Linked DNA regions of Homo sapiens: region 2 is linked to region 1. A link is a loop called in an ENCODE intact Hi-C map of the cell type or tissue named here. Cell type or tissue: thyroid gland. All regions are shown on one strand. Links, peaks and the distances in the headings refer to the core of each region. The heading gives the core; the rest is flanking DNA.

What was found. Hi-C counts contacts between places; a loop is a spot of excess contacts. Peaks named below come from ENCODE experiments on the same cell type or tissue, not always from the same donor. Only the 100,000 strongest peaks of a DNase experiment are listed, where the experiment ranks them.
Region 2: a loop joins it to region 1, with 5 times the contacts of the local background. A loop is called at or near these places in 40 of 110 quality-filtered maps.

Annotation. Positions count from the first base shown.
Region 1 is chr4:82,462,545-82,470,553 of GRCh38, forward strand. LOC105377310 (a long non-coding RNA gene) reads left to right here and starts at 6,461. Exons shown (of 3, transcript XR_007058164.1): 1 at 6,461-7,773. In thyroid gland, for the core only: no CTCF peak of the experiment used is centred there; no DNase peak of the experiment used is centred there.
Region 2 is chr4:82,803,903-82,811,911 of GRCh38, forward strand. No RefSeq gene overlaps it. Among named protein-coding and RNA genes, the nearest start is that of SCD5, 9.1 kb to the left of the region's middle. In thyroid gland, for the core only: no CTCF peak of the experiment used is centred there; no DNase peak of the experiment used is centred there.

The DNA.
Region 1 (8,009 bases), core at 2,631-6,630:
TATTGCCAGGGCAGATGCACGGCAGCCTTTCCCCAGCAGATGGTGCTGTTTCTCCAGACTTGATATGAAGTGTGAGGCTCCACCCCTCCTCCCCCCCTCCCCCAACCCCCGCCCCGTCGCCCGCCAAATACAGCAGATGGAGCTAAGAGAGAGAAAACTATATTTTGTTTATCCTTACAAGCCAAAAGCTTGATGTTGCAAGAGTTGGAGTAGTTTGGAAAAAATGGCAGTAATCCTGAATGAAATCCAACTATCTAATATTCCTTTTCCTCAATAAAAAATTAGTGATTTTTAGCCCCTTTTTCCAGCGGCAGTGTTAAAAAGGGATTGTTTTCAGGGCTTTTTTTATTCCCACGAGTACAAAGTTGAGTATAATATATTCCAAAAGTTTGTTAACCTACCACCTGTGCCCAGATGGCAAAGTGATATTATCCTCAACCTAATATTTAAGAATAACGTGGAGTTTTTACTAAAACACTTGGAGTAACTGACAGAAGTAAAATTTCTACCTTACAAATTCAACCCAAATTTATTCCTTAAATATTTATTAAGCATTTACCTTGCATCCCAGATCTGCTATGAGGGGACAAAGTTCCTCTCTACTCCCATTGTGCATACATTTTTCGAGAAGAGAAACAATGGTGACTAAGACAAGAAAAAATTAGATACTAGTAAGCGCTCTGCAGAGAACACAGGGTAGAATAACTTTACAGGAGGGGTGATGAGAAGGTGACATCTAATCTAAATGACATGGAAGACATGTAGGAAACTAGGAGAACTGGTGTTCCATGCAGATGGAACAGCATAGCACAGATCTAGGGCAAAGCTTGGCCTTTTTCAGGAATTGAGAGCCCAGTGGCTGGATACCATCAGAGAAGTGGGCTGAAGCCAGATGATAGTGCTTTGTACTCCAGTAAGAAGTTTGAATTGTATTCTAAGTATGGTAAAAAGCCCCTGGAGGACTTTGAGCAGAAGATAACCTGAGTGGTTTACATATTTAAGGAATTCTGTATGGAATGGAGAATGGTTTATAAGTGGGCATGACTGCATGCAGGAAGGTGAGTTAAGTATATCAGGGTTGAGTGCTGCAGGCAAAAATCACAAGGAGTTAGGTGTATACAACATCAGTGGAAGAACTGGGAGAAGAGTCAGGGCAACTACCACTGGACTGTGGAGTTAGAGGACACCTCACAGTGGTTAGCTCAGGAAGCCTGCTACCATTGCCACTGTAGCTCATGCCCACGACGCTGGCCAGACTCTGGAATGCCAGGCCCCATTGCTGCAACCTCTCCAAACAGAACACTTCCATCTCTTCTCCAATTAGGGGGTAAAATTGGCACTTGAGAGAGTCAATCTACTGGGTCTGAGAAGGCTGTTGTAGTAATGAAGGTAAGGGATGGTGGTGGCTTGCCTTAGGGTGGTAAAAGCAGAAATAGAAGTGGAAAGATTCAGAATAGGTTTTAGACATGACAGTGACCACTTATTGATTGATTGGATTTGAAAGGGTAACTCTTACATTTTTAGCTTAAGCAACTGGATAGATGATACTACTGGAAAAATAGCAGTGCTGCTGATAATAATGTAAAGCCAATGTAGATCCTGATGTCAACATGACCGAAGAGCAGTTGGATATAAGTCTAGAGTTCAGAATGCTGGCCTGGCTGGAGATCAGATTTGAGAGTTCACTGGCATAGAGATGCTATTAAAAGCCATGGGATGGGGTTGCTTAGGAAGAGTCTGTTGATAGAGAAGAGAGCCTAAACAGCCCGTAGGCTCCAACACTAGAGGTCAAGCCAAGCAAAGAAACCAGCAAAGGAGATGGGAAAGTATTGGGCACTGAGGAAGGAAAACCAGGAGAGTGGCAGGGGAGCCCATTAAAGAAGGAACTATTCAAATTTATCAATTGCTGCTAAGAATTCAGTTGAGAATAGCAGTGGCCCTGCAGTCTAAGTGGAGTGGTGGGAACAGAAGTAAGATTAAGTTGAGGAGGTCAGGAGGGCCTATGAGGTCTAGCTAAAGATTTATCCATTTTGTTGATCTTTTTAAAGAAGAACATTTGGTTTTGTTGATTCTCTATTTTGTTTATTTCCACTCTAATCGTATTTCCTTCTGCTTGCTTTGGGTTTAATTTGCATTTCTTTTTCTAGTTCCTTAATGTGGAAACTTATGTAATTGCTTTGTGAGTTTTTTTTTTCTTTTTTTTTTTGAGATGGAGTCTCGCTCTGTTGCCCAGGCTGGAGTGCAGTAGTGCAATCTCAGCTCACTGCAACCTCCGCCTCCTGGGTTCAAGCGATTCTCCTGCCTCAGCCTCCCAAGTAGCTGGAACTACAGGCACCTGTCACCACGCCTGGCTAGTTTTTGTATTTTTAGTAGAGACAGGGTTTTGCCATATTGGCCAGGCTGGTCTTGAACTCCTCACCTCAGGTGATCAGCTCGCCTCGGCCTCCCAAAGTGCTGGGATTCCAGGCGTGAGCGACTGTGTCCGGCCATTTTCTTTTTTTTTTTTTTTAATGTAGGCATTTACAGCTCTGAGTTTCCCTCCGAGCATTATTTTCACTGTATCCCATAGGTTGAGGTATGTTGTGTTTTTGTTTTCATGTGTCTCAATATATTTTCTAATTTCCTTTGTGATTTCTTCCTTCACCCATTGGTTGTTTAAGTGTTTAATTTCCACATATTGTGAATTTTCCAAATGTCCTTCTGTTACTGATTTCTAATATCATTCCCCTATACTTAGAGAACATACTTTGTATGATTTTGATCTTTTAAAATTTAACAAGACTTTTCATGGCCTAACTTATAGTCTATCCTGGAGAATATTCTTTGTGCACTGGAGAAGAATTTAAATTCTGCTGTTATTGGGTGGAGTGTTCTGCGTGTATGTCTATTAGGTCTAGTTGGTTTGTAGTGTTGTTTGAATCTTCTGTTTCCTTGTTTACATTCTGTCCAGTTGCTCTATTATTGAATGTGAAGTATTGAATGCTCCCTCTCTTTTGTTAAATTGTCTATTCTTTTCTTCAATTCTCTTTAGCTTCATCTATTTTGCTGCCCTGTTGTAAGGTGTGTATATGTTTATAATTGTTATAGCTTCTTGCTAGCTTCTTTAACATTATAATGTCCTTCTTTGTCTCTTGTAACAGTTTTTGTCTTAAAGTCTATTTTGTCTGGTATTACTGTAGCCACTTCACCCTCTATTTACATGGAATATCTTTTTTTTTTTTTTTTGAGTCAGGGTGTCACTCCGGGGCCCCAGGCTGGAGTGCAGTGGCAAGATCATAGCTTACTGCCTCAATCTCCCAGGCTCAAGCGATCCTCCCACCTTAGCCTCCTGAGTAGCTGGGACCACAGGTGTGCGACCTCACACCTAGCTAATTTTTGTATTTTTGTAGAGATGAGGTCTCACTCTATTGCCCAGGCTGGTCTCAAACTCCTGGGCTCAAGCTATCTGCCTGCCTTGGTCTCCCAAAGTGTTAGGATTACAGCCCGGCCGAATTTCTTTTACCATCCTCTTTCTATTTATTTCTGTCCTGAATCCAAAATGTGTCTTTTATAGGTAGTATGTAATGGATTATGTTTTCAATTCATTATGCCAGCCTCTGCCTTTTAATTGAAGAGTTTAAGCCATTGACATATAATTACTGACAAGCACTTAATTCTGCCATTTTGCTATTTGATTTCTATATATATATATATGTATTTTTTTTTTTTTTTTTTTTTTTTTTTTTTTTGAGACGGAGTCTCGCTCTGTCACCCAGGCTGGAGCGCAGTGGTGCAATCTCAGCTCACTGCAACCTCCACCTCCCAGGTTCAGGCGATTCTCGTGCTTCAACCTCACGAGTAGCTAGGGCTACAGGTGTGCACCACCACACCTGACTAATTTTTGTAATTTTAGTGGAGATGGGGTTTTGCCATGTTGGCCAGGCTGGTCTCGAACTCCTGACCTCAGGTAATCTGCCTGCCTTGGCCTCCCGAAGTGCTGGGATTACAGGCGTGAGCTACCATGCCCAGCATTGTCATCTCTTTTAATATATATTTTTGAATTTTTTTTTAGTGATTTCCCCTGAGGGTACAATTAACATATATTTATAACATTCTAGTTCTGATTAATACCACCTTAGTTTTTGTTTGTTTGTTTTAAGATGGAGTCTCACTCTGTCCCCCAGGCTGGAGCACAGTGGCATGATCTCAGCTCACTGCAGCCTCCCCCTCCCGGGTTCAGGCCGTTCTTGTGCCTCAGCCTCCCTAGTAGCTGGGATTACAGGCGGGAGCCACTGTGCCTGGCCACTACCACTTTAGTTTGAATAGTATACAAAACTTTGCTCCACATAACTCCATTCTCCACCATTTAAGTTGTTATTGTCACAAATTACATCTGTATATATTGTGTACCCATCAACATAGATTTATTACTATTGCTTTATGCAGTTGTATTTTAAATCAGATAGGAGAAAAAGGAGTAGCAAACAACAAATACATTTATACTGTCTTTTAATATTTAACTATTGTATTAGTTTCCTAGGGCTGCAAGGTACTGCAAATTGAGTGGCTTAAAGCAAAAGAAACTTAGCCTCCCAAAGTTCTAGATGCTAGAAGTCTGAAATCAAGGTGTTGGCAGAGTTGGTGCCTTATGGAGGCACTAAGCGAGAATCTGTTCCATTCCACCTAGCTTCTGGTGACAGCTGACAAGCCAGGCCATTGCTTGGGTCATAAATGCGTGACTCCAATTTCTACTTCTGTCTTCACATGGCATTTTTTCCTGTGTGTCTATGTCTTCACAAGGCTATTTTATGAGCACACCAGTCATATTAGAGGAAGGGCCTACCCTAAACCAGTATGATCTCAACTAACTACATCTGCAGTGATTCTATTTCCAAATAAGGTTGCACTCTGATGTACTGGGAATTAGGATGCAGCATATCTTTGGGGTGGGGGGGATACATATTTCAACCCATAACACCAAGAATGTCAGAGCTTTTCAAAGCCCTTGTTCACCAAAGCATCACTAGCCTTTTCTGTCAAGCGTTTTGGTTAGACTGCTGTTGGCTCCAGCTGTTTTCCATTGTTCCAGGGTTGTGATTAATACATTTGCCTTTAACTTTTCATCAAAGGACCCTGGTAGCTGCCTCAGAACTGGCAGAGTTCCAAGTTAGGCAAGATAATAGTAAGCCCATTCAGCTAAGGAGCCACCAGATACGTTGCTATGGACTTAATCGTGTTCCCACAAATTCATATATTGAGGCCCTAGCTAAGCCCCAATGTGACTATATTTGGAGATAAGGCCTTTGGGAGGCAATGAAGATTAAATGAGTTAATAAGGGTGGGCCCTAATCCAATGGATTGGTGGCCTTATAAAAGGAGGAGGAGACACCAGAGAACTCTCCACCATGTGAGGACACACTGAGAAGGTGGCATCTACAAGCCAGGAGGAGCCTTCACTAAAAGCCAAATCTGCCAGAACCTTGATCTTGGACTTTGAGCTTCCAGAACTGTAAGAGAATACATTTCTGTCGTTTAAGCCACCCAGTCTGTAGCATTTTGTTACAGCAGCCCAAGCAGACAAACGCACAGCTCAAAACGAATGACCACAATTCTTTGTGAATGAGATCCATTATTCTGCTCCCTCTGGCATTCTTACCTGTGCTAGAAACCTGGGCTCTTACCTTCAAGGCCATCATCACTGAGCACAGGAGTGGGAGTTAGAAGGAGGGTAACTTAAATCACCACAGAGCTTCCTGAGCTTTTGCTGAGATTCAGGTAGTTTTGTAATTGCCCAGCTGGGTTCTTCTTGCCCACTGCCCAGAAAAGCTAATGCACTAAGAGCAGCAAGAGTGTTGCAGCAAATAATTTCATTATCACAGGGCCCACCAAGCAGATGGACGGGAAATAATTCTCAAATCCACCTCCCTGAGAATTCGGGGACTAGGGTTTTTCAAGGATAGTTTGGTGGGCAGGAGGCTAGGGAATGAGTAATGCTGATGGGTTGGGTCAAGGATGAAATCATAGGGGGTTGCTATTCTTTTGCTGAGTTGATATCTGGGTGCAACTTTTTTTAATGGGTGGTGCCAGTTGGTCCATACGAAATTCAAATCTGAAAAATATCTCAAACATCAGTCTTAGGTTTTATAACAGTGATGTTATCCACAGGGGCATTTGGGGGAAGTTACAAATCTTGTGACCAGTGGCTATGTGACTTCTGAGTAGTAAAGAGTTTTTTTTTTTTTTTTAGATGGAGTCTCACTCTATAGCCCAGGCTGGAGTGCTGTGGTGCCATCTCGGCTCACTGCAACCTTCACCTCCCAGGTTCAAGCAATTCTCTGCCTCAGCCTCCCGAGTAGCTGGGATTACAGGCACCCACAACCACACCCGGCTAATTTTTTTGTATTTTTAGTAGAGATGGGGTTTCACCATCTTGGCCAGGCTGGTTTTGAACTCCTGACCTCGTGATCCACCCACCTCAGCTTCCCAAAGTGCTGGGATTATAGGCATGAGCCACCGTGCCGGGCCAAGTAGTTTTAAACAGTCAAGTTATAAAACAATGACTGGTTAGAGTTTAACTCTGCCTACATCTTAGCAGAAGAAACAATGGCTGATTAGAGTTTGTGCCTACATCTTAGCAGAATTCAGGGCCCTATCACATTTCTAAGCTTGAGGCCTTTGGTTAGTTTTACAAAAGCAGTTTTGGTCCTGAGCAAGGAGGGGGTTAGTTATGAGAAGGAACTATTTTCATTTTTGTTTTAACATTAAACTATAAATTCGTAGGCCAGGCACGGTGGCTCACACCTGTAATCCCAGCACTTTGGGAGGCCAAGGTGGGAGGATCACTCAAGACCAGGAGTTCAAGACCAGCCTGGGTAATATGATGAAACCCCATCTATCAAAACAAAAGAAAACAAAACAAAAATTAGCTGGGCATGGTGGTTATGTGCCTGTAGTCCCAGCTACTCAGGAGGCTGAGACAGTAGGATTGCTTGAGGTTGGGAGGTCGAAGCTGCAGTGAGCCATGAGTGTGTCACTGCACTCCAGCCTGGGTGACAGAGTGAAACCCTGTCTCAAAAAATAAAAATAAAAGTAAATACAAAATTCCTCCTATAGTTAGCCTGGAATGAGCAAAGACAGCTTGTGAGGTTAGAAGGAAGATGGAGTCAGTTATGTTAGATTTCCCTCACTCATAATTTTTGCAAAAGTAGTTAGTCTTTCTTGATTAAGTCCTCCTGGTTGCTGTAAGCTTTTGCTTAGGTTCTAGAATTCTAAAAAAGTTGATTCTGGCAGTTTTTGCCAGTTTATTTATTGCTTTTTTGGAGGGACTTTTGATGTTCCTTATTCTTCCCTGTTCATGGATGTCACCCCTACATGCTTTTCTTACAATGTGACTTTTGCAGTCCTCTCACCAAGAGGTGGGGCCTATGTTCCATTCTATGAGACTGGGTGGGACTTACGACTGCTCCAACCAAACAAGGACAACAGAGGCCATGGTTTGTAACTTTCTAAGCTAGGTTATGATACAGCTTCTAGCTGACTCACTTTTTTCAAGAGCTGGGGTTAGACAATTGCTCTGGGGAAGTCAGCTACCACACTGTGAGAAGCCCAGATTCACCCATATGGAGAAAAACTAAGGCCTCAAGCTGACAGCCAGCCTTGACCTCCAGACACAAGAATAGGCTGGTCTTCAGATGCTTCCAGCGTCCAGCCTTCAAGCTCTCTAGTAGAGACCCCAGACTTCAGAGAAAAGCTGTCCCTGCTGTGCCCTGTCTGAATTCCTGACCCACAGAATCTGTGAGTATAATAAATGGTGGCTTTATGCCACTACATTTTGTGATAATCTGTTTGGCAGCCAACGTGAATCAAATAGTACTAAGCAGTGGACAGGATTTTTCATCCGTTTCAGCACAGCGAGGCTTTTAAAAGGCCTCTGCTGGGGTATGCAGTTAGGAACATCGAGATTGTCTCATCATTCCCCCGTCTCCTTCCAAGTGGTGGCATCTCTTATCTTCCTACATTTTGCAAGTGTC
Region 2 (8,009 bases), core at 1,568-5,567, 340 kb after region 1:
AGGAGATGAAGCTGAAATGCCATGCAGTGGGCAGCAGATGAGGGTACGTGGGTGTCTTGAGTGCCGTGCAGACAGAGCTATGAGGTAGGTGAGGGGAGCCACAGAAAGACTTTATGTAGCACAGTACTGGGATCAAGTTTGCACTGCAGAAAGACCACTCTGGAAGAGAGTGGGGAATGATTGTATTGGGGGTGCAGAGAGCTAAGATTGAAGGTGTGAAGATCAGTTAGGACACTATTTTAAGAATCTGTTGAGCAATGATGAGGGCCTGAATTAAGGCAAGGGCACAGATTCTGGAGAACAATAAATAGAGAAGATGGAATCAAGCCAGAGAAACTCAAATGGAAGAGTCAAAGAGATTTGATGCTGGATTAAACATAAAGAAGGAGGAAGAAAAATCTAGATTCTTTTTGGGTCTCTGAACTGGGTATTCAGGTGAAGGACAATGTCACTCACTGAAATACTAAGTTTGTGTTTATTTCCTCTCTTGTAAAGTGAGAATAATACCTACCTTATAGTATTCCTGTGACAACTAAAGTCAATATCCATAAAGTGATTAGAACAGTGCCTGGCACATAGTAAGGAATTAGTAAATATTATCACCATAATCATAATCATTTTTGAGATAGGAACTGAAGAAATAAATTAAAGAAGAAAATGAATTCCTGTTTTAGACATTCAAGTGAAACTTTGGGTGGATTTTTGAATATATAGGTGCCTGGAGCTTGGCAAAAAGTCTAGGCTGAAAATAACAATTTAGTCATGGTTCAATATAGTAAAATCCATGTCAGTAGAAACAGTTGGCCAGGAAAGGTAAGAAGAGAAAAGGGCTCAGGATAGAATCCTAGTGAAACACTATTTATGAACACAGCAAAGAAAAAGAAGCCAGTGGTGTGAACTGAGAAGGGAAAATGAGAGAAGTGGAAGAATCAGCAGAGTGTGGGAGAGCAGGATTCGCAATGTCGAAAATGTTATGGAAAGGCCAGGAAAGAAGGGAAATGAAGAGCACACTGTATACAAAGGTCATGGCTGACATTTGCTGAGGACTTTTCAACGAGTGATGGGAACAGACCTTGCACAGAGGTGACTTTAAGAACAAGAGGGAGGAGACAAGCATGGAACGCATATGTAAGTTAATTTTCCTAGATGCTTGGCAGTAAAGAGGAGAGGGATAGAGAAGCAAAGTTGAGTGTGTGCTTTCTAGGGCTGGATGGGATCAGGTGAGCAGATGGTTGGGCTAACTTAGAGCAGAGGGACAGCTTTTCATTGGAGACTGGAAGGAAATGAGGATGAAGGGAGCTTACAGAGTGGGCCAATAAAGTAAGGGAGGGTGCCATGATGGCCTGTTTGCTCTGAAGGGAAGATCAGGTGTCTGCTGGACAAGCAGAGTGGGAATTTGGTAAAGAGTTGGGAAAAAGTGATGAAGGCCTCCAAAAGCTGTTGAGAAAAATGAGAGAGGAAGCTGATCAAGAACATTTAAAAGGTTGCCTGGCCTAATTAAGGGCCCAACTAAGAATGGTTGCCACAAGCTTAAACTGGCTTAGTCTGCACAGTTGTGGTTACACAGCATCCCTCAGCAGTCTGATGGAATATCCATATTGAAGTTGTAGGGTGGGTTTGATGGGAGGACAAAGGATCCAGGTACTTGAGGAAATATGACTAGAAGGAAGCTAAGATGTTATAGACAGTGGAGGAATCAAGGGAACCAAGGTTTTGAAGAAATTGAAGAGAAAATCTGTTTATTAGGGAATGAAAATAAATGAAGTAATGGCCATTATGCCCCAAGAGTGGGATCTGGGACTTGAGACCTATGGTTGTGAAAGAGTTTCCAACGATAAGCTCCAAGGTGAGGCCACAGGATTATAGTGGAGGGTTGGCAGTTCCTGGAAATGAGGAAGATGAAGTATTATGGACAGGACCTCCAAAGGGGGTTGAAATCACAGGCTGCATCCAGATTTAGCTGGAGAAGATTGTGAGCTGGGTGCCCAAGGGGACTTCCTAAAGAAAGACAAGTAACAGCTTTCAAATGTCAATGAACAGTTAGAAGATTCTAAATACAAAACTAGCAGCTCTGAGATGTATGAGGACAAGACCATCACAGCCAGAATTCCTGGATTCTGGCCAGCAGTGCATACCTTGGAGTAGAAGTTGCTTCTGGTAGAGAGGATAGAAAGAAGACAGAAAGTATTATATGTTAATGCTACCTACAAAAACTGTGTGTGAGAGAGAAACATGATGAGGCATGTGGTCTGGTATGATCAGGAGGGCTTCGTGGAGGAGGTGGCAGCAAACAAGGCCCTGGAAGATAGGTGACTTTGCAGAGACTCCCACTTGGATAATAGCCTAAGAATAGGCTTAGATATGGGGGTGAGCCTAGCAAAACACCTAGCACTTAGATAAGGTTGTATTTTGGCCAGGCACAGTGGCTCACACCTGTAATCCCAGCACTTTGGAAGGCCAAGGTGGGTGGATCACTTGAGCCCAAGACTTTTAGATTAGCCCGGGCAACATGGCAAAATCCTGTCTCTACAAGAAATACAAAAAATTAGCTGGGTGTGGTGGCATGCACCTGTAATCCCAGCTACTTGGGAGGCTGAGGTGGGAGGATCACCTGAGCCTGGGAGGTCAAGGCTGCAGTGAGTCATGATTGTACCACTGCACTCCAGCCTGGGTGATAGAGCAAGAACCTGTGGAGAAAATGCAGGCTTTAGGGAGGGAGGAAAGAGCAAGAAAAGATCCATTCTTGAAGTTAAAAATTTACAATGATTCTCAGATCTATGCATTTCTCAAAAAAATGCAGATTTTGTCTACAGGACAAAATCACAATCTTGTGAAAATGACCTAGGTTTGGCAGTCTAAAACCTGGGTTTGCAGGTACATGGATTGGAAGAATCAATACTGTTAAAATGTCCATACTGGCCGGGCGCGGTGGCTCATGCCTGTAATCCCAGCACTTTGGGAGGCCGAGGCAGGTGGATCACGAGGTCAGGAGATTGAGACCATCCTGGCTAACACGGTGAAACCCCGTCTCTACTAAAAATACAAAAAATTAGCCAGGCGGGGTGGCAGGCGCCTGTAGTTCCAGCTACTCAGGAGGCTGAGGCAGGAGAATGGCTCAGGAACCCGGGAGGCGGAGCTTGCAGTGAGCCGAGATTGCGCCACTGCACTCCAGCCTGGGCGACAGAGCGAGACTCCGTCTCAAAAAAAAAAAAAAAAAAAAAAAAGTCCATACTACCCAAAGCAATCTACAGGTTCAATGCAATCCTCATCAAAATACCAATGACATTCTTCACAGAAATAGAAAAGACAGTCCTAAAAATGTACATGAAACCACAAAAGGCACAGAAAAGCCAAAGCTATCCTGAGCAAAAAGAATAAAACTGGAGGAATCACATTACTTGATTTACAGAGCCATAGTAACCAACACAGCATGACACTGGCATAAAAACAGACACATAGTCCAATGGAACAGAATAGAGAACCCAGAAACAAATCTATATATCTACAGTGAACTCATTTTCGACAAAGGTGCCAAAGGCATACATTAGAAAAAGGACAGTCTCTTCAGTAAATGGTGCTGGGAAAACTGGATATCCATATGCAGAAGAACAAAACTAGACCCCTATCTCTCACTATATAAAAAATCAAAATGGATTACAGACTTAAATCTAAGACTTTAGACTATCAAAGTACTACAAGAAAACATTGGGAGAAACTCTGCAGGACATTGGACTGGACAAAGACTTCTTTTTTTTTTTTTTTTTTTTGAGATGGAGTTTCACTCTTGTCACCCAGGCTGGAGTGCAATGGCACAATCTTGGCTTACTGTAACCTCTGCATCCTGGGTTCAAGCGATTCTCCTGCCTCAGCCTCCTGACTAGCTGGGATTACAGGTGTGCTCCACCACACCTGACTAATTTTGTATTTTTAGTAGGGTCCAGGGTTTCACCATGTTGACCAGGCTGGTCTCAAACTCCTGACCTCAGGTGATCTGCCCACCTTGGCCTCCCAAAGTGCTGGGATTACAGGCGTGAGCCACTGTACCCAGCCAGATTTCTTGAGTAATATCCCACAAGCACAGGCAACCAAAGCAAAAGTGGACAAATGGGATCACATCAAGTTAAAAAGCTTCTGCACAGCATAGGAAACAGCCAATAAAGTGAATATGGAACCCACAGAATGGGAGAAAATATTTGCAAACTACCCATCTGGCAAGTGATTAATAACCAAAATATATAAGAAGCTCAAACTCCACAGGAAAAAAATACTGATTTTAAAATGGGCAAAAGATCTGAACAGACATTTCTCAAAAGAAGACAAACAAATGACCAACAGGTATATGATACAATGCTGAACATTATCATCAGAGAAATGCAAATCAAACCTACAATGACATATTATTTCACCTCGGTTAAAATGGCTTTTATCCAAAAGACAGACAATAACAAATACTGGTAAGGATATGGAGAAAAGAGAACCCTCATACACTGTTGGTGGAAATGGAAATTATTAATAATATCATTGAGGACTCTGAGTAAAAGGTATAATTTCTCTATGATTTCTTATAACTGTATATGAATAAATAATTACTTCAAAATTAATAGTTTAATTAAAAATGTGAAGTGGTTGAAGCATTGCATTCAAGGTTTATTCACCCATTCATTCATAGAATATTCCAGAAATATTTATTGTATATATGTTTATAAGTATGCTTATATAATATAAATATATAAAATATAAAATATAAATATATTTATATGACCCAGCAATCTCACTGCTAGGTACATACCCAAAAGAAAGGAAATCAGTACATGGAAGAGGTATCTGTACTCCCATGTTTATTGCAGCACAATTTAGAAGCAACCTAAGTGTCCATCAACAGATGAATGGATAAAGAAAATGTGGTACATACACTCAATGGAGTACTAGTCAGCCATAAAAAAGAATGGGATCCTGTCCTTTGCAACAACATGAATGGAACTTGAGGTCATTATGTTAAATGAAATAAGCCAGGCACAGAAAGGCAACCTTTACATGTTGTCATGTATTTGTGGGAGCTAAAAATTAAAATGACTGAACTCATGGAGATAGAAAGTAGGACAATGGCTACCAGGGAAGGGAAGCATAGTTGGGAAAGATAGTGTGGCAGGGGAGAAAGGGGGATGGTTAATGGGTACAAAAATATAGTTAGATAGAATGAATAAAATATAGTATTTGGCCGGGCGCAGTGGCTCATGCCTGTAATCCCAGCACTTTGGGAGGCCAAGGCGGGTGGATCACCAGGTCAGGAGTTCAAGACCAGCCTGGCCAAGATGGTGAAACCCCATCTCTACTAAAAATACAAAAAAATTAGCCAGGCATGGAGGCGAGCAACTGTAATCCCAGCTACTCGGGAGGCTGAGGCAGAGAATTGCTTGAACCCAGGAGGCGGAGGTTGCAGTGAGCCAAGATCACACCACTACACTCCAGCCTGGCTGACAGAGCGAGACTCCGTCTCAAAAAAAAAAAAAAAAAAAAAATATATATATATATATATGTATAGTATTTGATTGCACAGCAAGGTGACTACAGTCAATAATAATTTATTGTACATTTAAAAATAACTAAAGGAGTATAACTGGATTGTTTGTAACACAAAGAACGATAAATGCTTGAGGTAATGGACACCCCATTTACCCCAATGTGATTATTATGCATTGCATGCCTGTATCAGAATATCTCATGTACCCCATAAACATGTATACCCACTATGTACCCACAAAAATTAAAAATTAACAATAAAAAAAAGACCTGGGTTGAAGTCTGGCCCTCCCACTCTGAATTGGCACATCCAAGTACTGTGTGATTTGGGGACAATGAGTCTCTTTCAGATCTTCAGTTTCATCCTATATATTATGGGAATTAAGACAGATCTATGCTGGTAATCCTCTCCAGGCAAAGTGCCAAATAATCTCAACATCAGTATTTTATGTGCAAAATGGAGATAATACCACACATTTCACAGGAATAGAACTTTGTAGAGTTTGGTACCTAAATTAGTGTGAACCACTTATTTTATTACTATTTTTTTAATCATTCTAGACAGATGGACTGAATGCAGTTGTAATAACCTGCCTGGCCAGAAAGCCAGGATGCTCCTGGGGGTCCCAGACTGTGAAGAGAGGCATAACTGGGTAGGCTACAGGGATTCAGACCTTGAAGGAATGAATTCTAGCAGGGCCAGGATTGGCGTGCTTTGAAGGGAACTGTGAAAAAAAATCATCTGCTTTGGTTTTTCAGAGGTAATCATTAAAGGCAACTCCTTTGGCACAAAAAAGGAATCAGCTCTGCGGCTCTTATGAATTTAAAGGCGAAGGAGGTTGCCTCTTGGCTAAGGGACATGAAGAACAGCTTCAAGTTTAAACAATCTTTGTGCTCACAGTGTGAGATAATCACTCACAGGCTTTACATTAGAATGATTCCAGTGAAGCATAATGTTGGAAAGTTAGCCTTCAAGGTTACAGGAAGATGGGTTTTGAGATACAGCAACACCACGGCTTAGAAGAAAATCAGTCCTCTCTGCTTCCTCCAGTCCCAGGAGGGTTGGTGTCTCTCTTTCTGTACTAAATAGATTGGAAAAATTCCGCACTGAGAATTTATATAGCAGTGGATGATGGGAGACCTGGTCCTCTAAAATGAATGCTTCTATTGCTTTAGATGAGAAAAAGAGTGAAGGGTTTTCCTTTAACAAAGACCCTTATTGCTTAAGACCCTTCCAACATTTCCTGATGACTTTTTTTTTTTTTTTTTTTTTTTTGAGACAGAGTCTCACTCTGTCACCAGGCTGGAGTGCAGTGGTGCGATCTCGGCTCACTGCAACCTCCGCCTCCTGGGTTCAAGCGATTCTCCTGCCTCAGCCTCCCCAGTAGCTGGGACTGCAGGCGTGCGCCAGTACGCCCAGCTAATTTTTTTTTGAGACAGTTTCGCTCTTGTTGCCCAGGTTGGAGTGCAATGGCGTGATCTCGGCTCACCGCAACCTCTGCCTCCCAGTTTCAAGCGATTCTCCTGCCTCAGCTTCCCGAGTAGCTGGGATTACAGGCATGTGCCACCACACCCGGCTAATTTTGTATTTTTAGTAGAGTCGGGGTTTCTCCATGTTGGTTAGGCTGGTCTTGAACTCGTGACCTCAGGTGATCTACTGGCCTCAGCCTCCCAAAGTGTTGGGATTACAGGCGTGAGCCACCATGACTGCTGCAATTTGGCAGTAGGGAATTGGGCTCTGGAGATGACCAGATTTGAAGGCTATTCGTTCCTGATTCATAAGATAGTTAAGAAGGTCTACTTTATGAAAAACCCATTGACATACTGAAACCTACCCAAACCTGTCACTTTGGTCAGCAATATGCTGCCCCTTGCATCTCTCCAAACAATCTTGAGTTTCAATCTATTAACATTCTTTCATTCAATATGTATTTATCGAGCCTATTCTAGAAGTTAAGCACTGAGCCCAGCTCCATAGACAGAGGAGTTTATGGCTTTATGCTCAGGGAATTCACAGTTCAGTAGGGGAGGCAGACATTAATCAAATAATCACTAAAAGAATTATATACCACAAATTCTAATAAATGCTCTGGAAGTCACTAATCATGCTTTTTTAAGACCCAGCCATGACATGTCAACATTTGTTAATACCCATACCACATCCACCTTTGACCAGGCTGAAGTGCAGTGGTGCAATCACAGCTCACTGTAGCCTCAACCTCCTGAGCTCAAGCAATCCTCCCACCTCAGCATCCTAAGTAGCTGGGACTATAGGCATGTGTTACCACACCTGGCTAATTAAAATATATATATATATATATATATTTTTTTTTTTTTTTTTTTTTTGTAGAGACGGGGGTCTCACTATGTTGTACAAGCTGGTCTTGAACTCCTGGGCTCAAGTGATCCTTCTGCCTAGGCCTCCCAAAGTGTTGGGATTACAGGCATGAGTCACTGCAACTGTCTAGAAATGAGGTCTATAAACCTAA